Regions from separate parts of the Homo sapiens genome. Here region 2 is linked to region 1. Evidence: chromatin loops called from intact Hi-C (ENCODE). Cell type or tissue: endothelial cell of umbilical vein. All regions are shown on one strand. Links, peaks and the distances in the headings refer to the core of each region. The heading gives the core; the rest is flanking DNA. Region 1 overlaps LOC105373954 (a long non-coding RNA gene). Region 2 has its middle 35 kb from the start of COL6A3.

Region 1 (2,912 bases), core at 108-2,607:
AACGTCATGTGCTTTCCCCTCGGCGTGGCCAGGGAGAGCTCGTCTACCCCCGCGTGCTACTCGCCAGCTTTCCCCACTTCGAGGGCGGAGCTCAGTGGCTTAGCGTGAAGTGATCAAATGAGTGTTTACACCAAAGCACTCTATGGGTCTATATCAATATTTCTAAGAATCGTTTCATTTATAGAAATTATTACCCAGCTGACCTGTTATCATGTACAACAGCTTCACTGGCAAAAGCATCATATTCTAGATCGGGGCTTAGCAAACTTTTCTGTAAAGGACCAGAGAGTGAATATTTTCAGCTTTGTGGGCCACACACAATCCTGTTTTATAATCTTCTCGTTTTTTGTTACAACTTTTAAAAAATGCAAAGCAACAACAACCAAAAATAAATAAATAAATAACCCACTCTTAACCTGTGGACTATACAGAAAGAGTTTGTGGGCCAAAATTTGCCCACTGGCCATAGTTTGCTGATCCCTGTTCTAGATGTCTGATTTGCTTTGTATTGGACAGTTTGGCAATAGGAAGAATACACACTTAAATTTTCTTCTCTTTGGCAGAATTGCATTAAAAATCAATTCTTTTTAGCTTTTAGGAAACTGAACTCTCGCAGAGATTTAATTGGAAGAGAACCAGCATTTCATTGAAACATATTTGGAAACACGTTGTGTATATTGAGACACACACACAGACACGGTCTCTGTACTCCAAGTAGTTGAAGTCAACAAATGTGTCTGAACTTTTTTAGCTGGTTTCCATGGGAACGTAGATGAAAACAAAACGTATATTCTGAGGAAGCACCAGGTTTTCTGGCTGAGGAAACGTTTTCTGAGTTAACTCTGAAGGGTGTTTTATTTCCAAGAGTGACGGCTTGGTTGATTCTCTCCTCTCCCTCCTCTTTTCTGTCTTCTCCTCCTCCCCTCTCTGTGTGTTCCCCGCGCCACATGTGCCCTTCGTGGTTCTGTGTCCCTCTCTGCACCCTCACCCCCTCCTTGCTGCCGCTCCTGGGCCTCTGGATGAAGCCTCCGCATCTGGTTTCCATCTCCCTGCGCCGCGGGACTGAAGCCCGGCCGACCCAGATTTCCCGTTCATAAATCATTACTCATCTGGAGCCCAGCCAGGAGCACTTCAGGGACTGTTTACTCAGCACGTCTCCTTTTTCAGAAGAACTGCTTCCCTTCTGTGTCGTTTCAAGTCTGGCTGCCATCTTCTACGTTGATCATTTTCCCCATTTTTATCTTTGAAAAGCAGACAAGAGAGGAATTCACTGTGATAAGGCATTTAAATGAGCTGTATCAAACGTACAGCTGGGTCAAACATAAGAGTTTATTCTAATAAAAGTGGCGAGAAATTCGGAAGTACATACATATTGTGGTAAGAACATATGATATTTGATATTTTAAGTAAACTTTGCAGAAGTAGAGGGAGTTAACACATAATCATAGCTATGTGCCAGGTAACACTTGAAATGTTAACTGAATGCTCACGGCAACTCTACACTATAGGTGCTATTAACCTTATTTTACAGATGAGGAAACTGAGGCACAGAAAACATAACTACTAATAACGTGCCCATCTGCTAGTAAATGACGATCCTCTGACAAGGACCCAGTCTGGCACCAGAGCTTCTGCTCTCTCAAGCAGCTGATTCAACTGCTTCTTCGTTTCTTCAACTGTAAAATCATTTCCATTTCACAGATGGGGAAACTGAGGCTCCAAAAGTTAAGCAAATGAAGCTGTAACAGCTATTTTCAAATATTTCCAAACTGTCTCTTTCCTTAGTACTTCCAATGTGTTTTAGTGCTGTACTGCGTGTGTTTACAGTAAACTCCCAAGAAGTTTAAAAATTCCTCTATGTGTCATTAAGGTTTCCAAAAACTACTTTAATTTTTCCATTTTTCACAGAAGCATGTGACTTGCATAGATTTCTCTTAAATGATTTATAAGAGAAATAAAATGAATGTCAAAATGTTTTTACCTAAGAACGGAGTAAATCAGATATTTTTCCTATGGTCATAATGCCAATGACTTCAGAGGAATTTAACGATGAAAATGGAAACATAAAATAAGATAAAGGGCACTGAGTGCTGTTCTAATTTCTGAGTCATATTTTTGGGAAATAATTAATATAAAGAATACTCAGTGACCATTTTCCATGTTTATTCAGTGATAAACACCATGCCAGCTGCTGGGAGAAAAGAGACACATTAAGTAATTTATCTTCCTGCAAAGAGTGACACTGCAGTGGTAGTACATAAGGGTTGGAATGACATTCTTGTCAATTACAGCATTTTGTAGAAATGCAGTTTCTTTGAATGTGAAGGATCAGCTGATCTGTCACCATCATTTTCCAACTGGTATGTTATTGGGGTGGGTTGGGAAAGGGGGCTAGGTTGTGCTGCAGTAACCAACAACTCCAAAATCTCAGTAGGTTAATCCAGCCAAATTTATTTTTTCACTCACATTACCAGTCCTATATAGGACAGCAGAGGCCTCTACTCCACACAGTCACTCAAGGATCAAGGTGATTATGCCTCTACAGTTTTGTACCTAAACCATCAAAAACATGGGGCCTGCATAGAGAGACTGAAGAAAATAGCATGGCTTTTTATGAACTCAACAAGAAAGAACACTCATCTTTTGTCCTTGGCCAGAATTCATTGTCCAGACCCACTACCTGCAATATGAATGGAATATTCGTGGGAGCTGGTGAATCCCACTGTGGGTTCACAGAAATGAAACTAAGGCTCAGAAAAAGGGAAATATCAAGCTTACTTCCTAGCCTCATCAACTCTCCACTCCCTAGAGTTGAAGTAAGAGAATACAAAGCCTTTAGGAACAGTGACAGTTAAAAGACAGATATTCAATGAGGGATAATTGGATAGAGATATTGATTCTGAACTATATTG
Region 2 (2,912 bases), core at 286-2,785, 160 kb after region 1:
TTGAGGCTGGAAAAGTCAAGAGATTGGCCTGGAATCCAACAACTCACTAGGAAGTAATGCCCAAATCTGAGCCACATCTGGAGATTCCAAAGGTTTTTCTGTAATCCACACAGCTTTCTTTTAGTCCAGACTTTGGAACTAGAGGTGCTGGGACTTTCATTGTTTGCCCATTCATTCCATGAGTCCTGAGCTGTTCTCAGCCCTGAGGACGCAGCCTGAGACAAAATAGATCAAGATCCTTGCCCTTCGAAAGTGACAAGAATCAGACCCCAAGCCCTCGACCTCTCCTGCACTCTCACAGGCATGGCAGAGGTGGACGCCTCAGTCCTCCCCTGCACCCCAGCTCCAGAAGACGTTCACTCTCCCTGCCCTCCAGGGGCCCACCCCTCCCCTGAGGACAGCCAGTTGTCCTGTTACCTGAAACTTCTGAGTCACTGTCCCCAGTGCCATTTGCCTGGGCAGGGATTGAAGCTGAGTGAGGGGTTCAAGACTGGGCAGGACCCAGAGGACAGCACGCTGGGCTCATGGAGCGACATCACCAAAGGCGGGAGCACCCCAAGCTGCTCCTTGCCAGGCCATGTCCCAGTTCCTCGGAGGGCTGGAGACCTAAGGCTGTGACCTTCAGGTGTCCTTCCTCAAGGAGGGTGCTGAGACAAGGGGCTTAAGACCCACATCTAATCCAGAAAGTATTTCGAAGACAGGGTGCAAACATGGATCTCTCGGGGCTGGCAGAGGGGCCATTTTAGTAAAGTATTTCCAGGCCAACCCAGGAAAGTGCTTGAGAAAATGAGAAGGGGAGCTGAGTCCAGGTGCTCAGGGCCCCCATCACAGCTTCGTCCATCACCAGCAACCCCCAACTCTCCGACGTGTTAGAATTCAGGTGAAGAGGAAGGGCAGAAGCCCAGCAGCCGGGCCACAGTGACTCCAACCCATCTCTCTACAAAGGCCCAGGCCCAGGCAGCCCCTCCCTCACATCTGGAAGGTTCTGAGCACAAGCAAACCCACGGTCCTTAATATTTCCTGATCTGAGCAGGTTTTTAACCAAGCTGGAAGAGACCACTTAGAAAAGAAGGAAAATAAAATTCCCCTTCAGAATGCCAAGATGGAGAGATTTATCTTCATTCTAAAAAAAAAAAAAGTGGAAAAACATATGTCTGTGGCCCATTTTGAGTGGAAAGTTTTATTTATTCAACTGTTTATTGTTATTTCTCTGCCCACCACAGCAGGGTGAGGGCAAGTCTGATCTGCGGCCTCACCCTCTCCAAGTGCCTCCCCCAACCGCGCTCCCTTCCCCTCCCCACTCCCGGGAGGACCGAGTTGGTTCCATCCTCCCTCAGACCCAGCCAGGAAGCATGCTGTGCCCTCTCCTTTCTCCAGCACCTGAGCCTGGAGAGAGGCCCTGTGTGCCAGGGGCCTCCGTGGAATCCTTGACAGCTCCCCCAACTGCCCAATGCCCACATCAACCTCCTCTAAGTTAGCACTTTTGTCAAAGATAAGAAAAGTATTTTCAGGAAGCCCAAGTGTTTCCTGTTTGGCAGAAGCCAGGCTGAAACGCCCCAACTGGGAGCAGGGAATCGGGCTTGACCTGCATGTGTTTACAGAAGTCAGCTCAGAAGGAAGTGCGGTCCAAGGGTCTTCTTGTTCGTTTATTGAAAAGGCCATTAACGGTTTTTGTCCATCTCTGCTGCTGCTGTTGATGCTGTTTGCATAAATGACACCAGATCCTGCAAACCCTGCCAGTCTGGTGTGTCACTCACTAGAGCACTGGCTGCTCTGTAGCTTTCCAGCCAAGGGAACACATCGTCCTGCCTGCTTTCTGCTATGGATCCAACTGGTTCTTCTTGTGCCAAAAATGACTGCATGGTGTCATATGCACGGCACTCCATTTGATCGTTTATTCACCAAGCCTGTGTTGAGAAGCTTCCCTGTGTTGGATGCTGCTCTCTGATGCCCTGGGAGACAGGAGACAGGCTAAGGCTCCTGCCCTCAGGGAGGTTCCACTCTAGAGAGGGATCCAGATACATAAGGGAGACCCTGTTGTGTTAAAGTGAGAAGAGCTAGGACAAAATCAAGTAGGAGGGGCAGAGGAAGTGTGAGGGGAGGGCTGGCATTTTAGAGGGAGAGGCTGAGGCCAGGGAGGGCTGACTAGAGAAATGACACAGAAAGTTCTAGAAGGTGAGGTGGGAAAGTGGAACCAGCTTGCAGCCATCACTCTGAGTGTGAGAAGAGGCCTCAGGGCTCATGGGCAGTAAGGACAAGGTTCAACCCTGGTCCAGGGGGACAGCTCCAATTCCCATGTTGAGGCACCAGCAAGGGAAAGGCAGGCCCAGGGAGGCAGGAGCTCCCCAGCCAGGCCTACGGTGCATGATGACTGTGTACCACGTGACAATGTGATGTGGTGGTGGCCATCTGAGTTCTGACCTCCAGCGGATAACGTGGTATCTTTCCATGTCCCCAAGTCCCAACAAATTCAGGCAGTTTTCATACTGCCTGTTTCCTCAATACATTTTTGCTGAAAACATTTTCTTAAAGCAGGCATCATGGTGTTGGGAAAAAGCATAAACGACCGTTGAACAGACCCCAGGGGGTGTCTGGCTGTAATCACGGGTCAGGGGCTGACTGACTGGCCAGCAAGCCCGTTCCGCATCCTGCAGAGGGAGGGATAAAGCCCACATCTGAGAGACGAGGAGCCGAGTACCTTTTCAACACCCACACACTCCTCACCCTTTCCTCAGTTCAGCTCGTCCACCCCAACTACGCACAACAGCAGCACAGCAGTAAGGCCAATGGTGCAAGGCGCCGGGCTGCCCGGCCTGGCACACAAGCTGCATGGGAGGTGGTGATGCCCAGCCAGGTGGGCACGGACCTCCCCACCCTGGGTCTCAGGCCAAGGCCACAGGGCAGCAAAAGGA

The links. Hi-C counts contacts between places; a loop is a spot of excess contacts. Peaks named below come from ENCODE experiments on the same cell type or tissue, not always from the same donor. Only the 100,000 strongest peaks of a DNase experiment are listed, where the experiment ranks them.
Region 2: a loop joins it to region 1, with 9 times the contacts of the local background. A loop is called at or near these places in 1 of 110 quality-filtered maps.

The regions. Positions count from the first base shown.
Region 1 is chr2:237,290,506-237,293,417 of GRCh38, forward strand. LOC105373954 (a long non-coding RNA gene) reads right to left here. Exons shown (of 4, transcript XR_924039.3): 4 at 1-1,241. Among named protein-coding and RNA genes, the nearest start is that of COL6A3, 120 kb to the right of the region's middle. In endothelial cell of umbilical vein, for the core only: no CTCF peak of the experiment used is centred there; DNase peaks (open chromatin) are centred at 796, 1,126 and 1,966; H3K4me3 peaks cover 212 bases; H3K27ac peaks cover 1,556 bases.
Region 2 is chr2:237,447,923-237,450,834 of GRCh38, forward strand. No RefSeq gene overlaps it. Among named protein-coding and RNA genes, the nearest start is that of COL6A3, 35 kb to the left of the region's middle. RefSeq lists enhancers at 1-481, 482-982. In endothelial cell of umbilical vein, for the core only: no CTCF peak of the experiment used is centred there; a DNase peak (open chromatin) is centred at 1,569; H3K27me3 peaks cover 455 bases.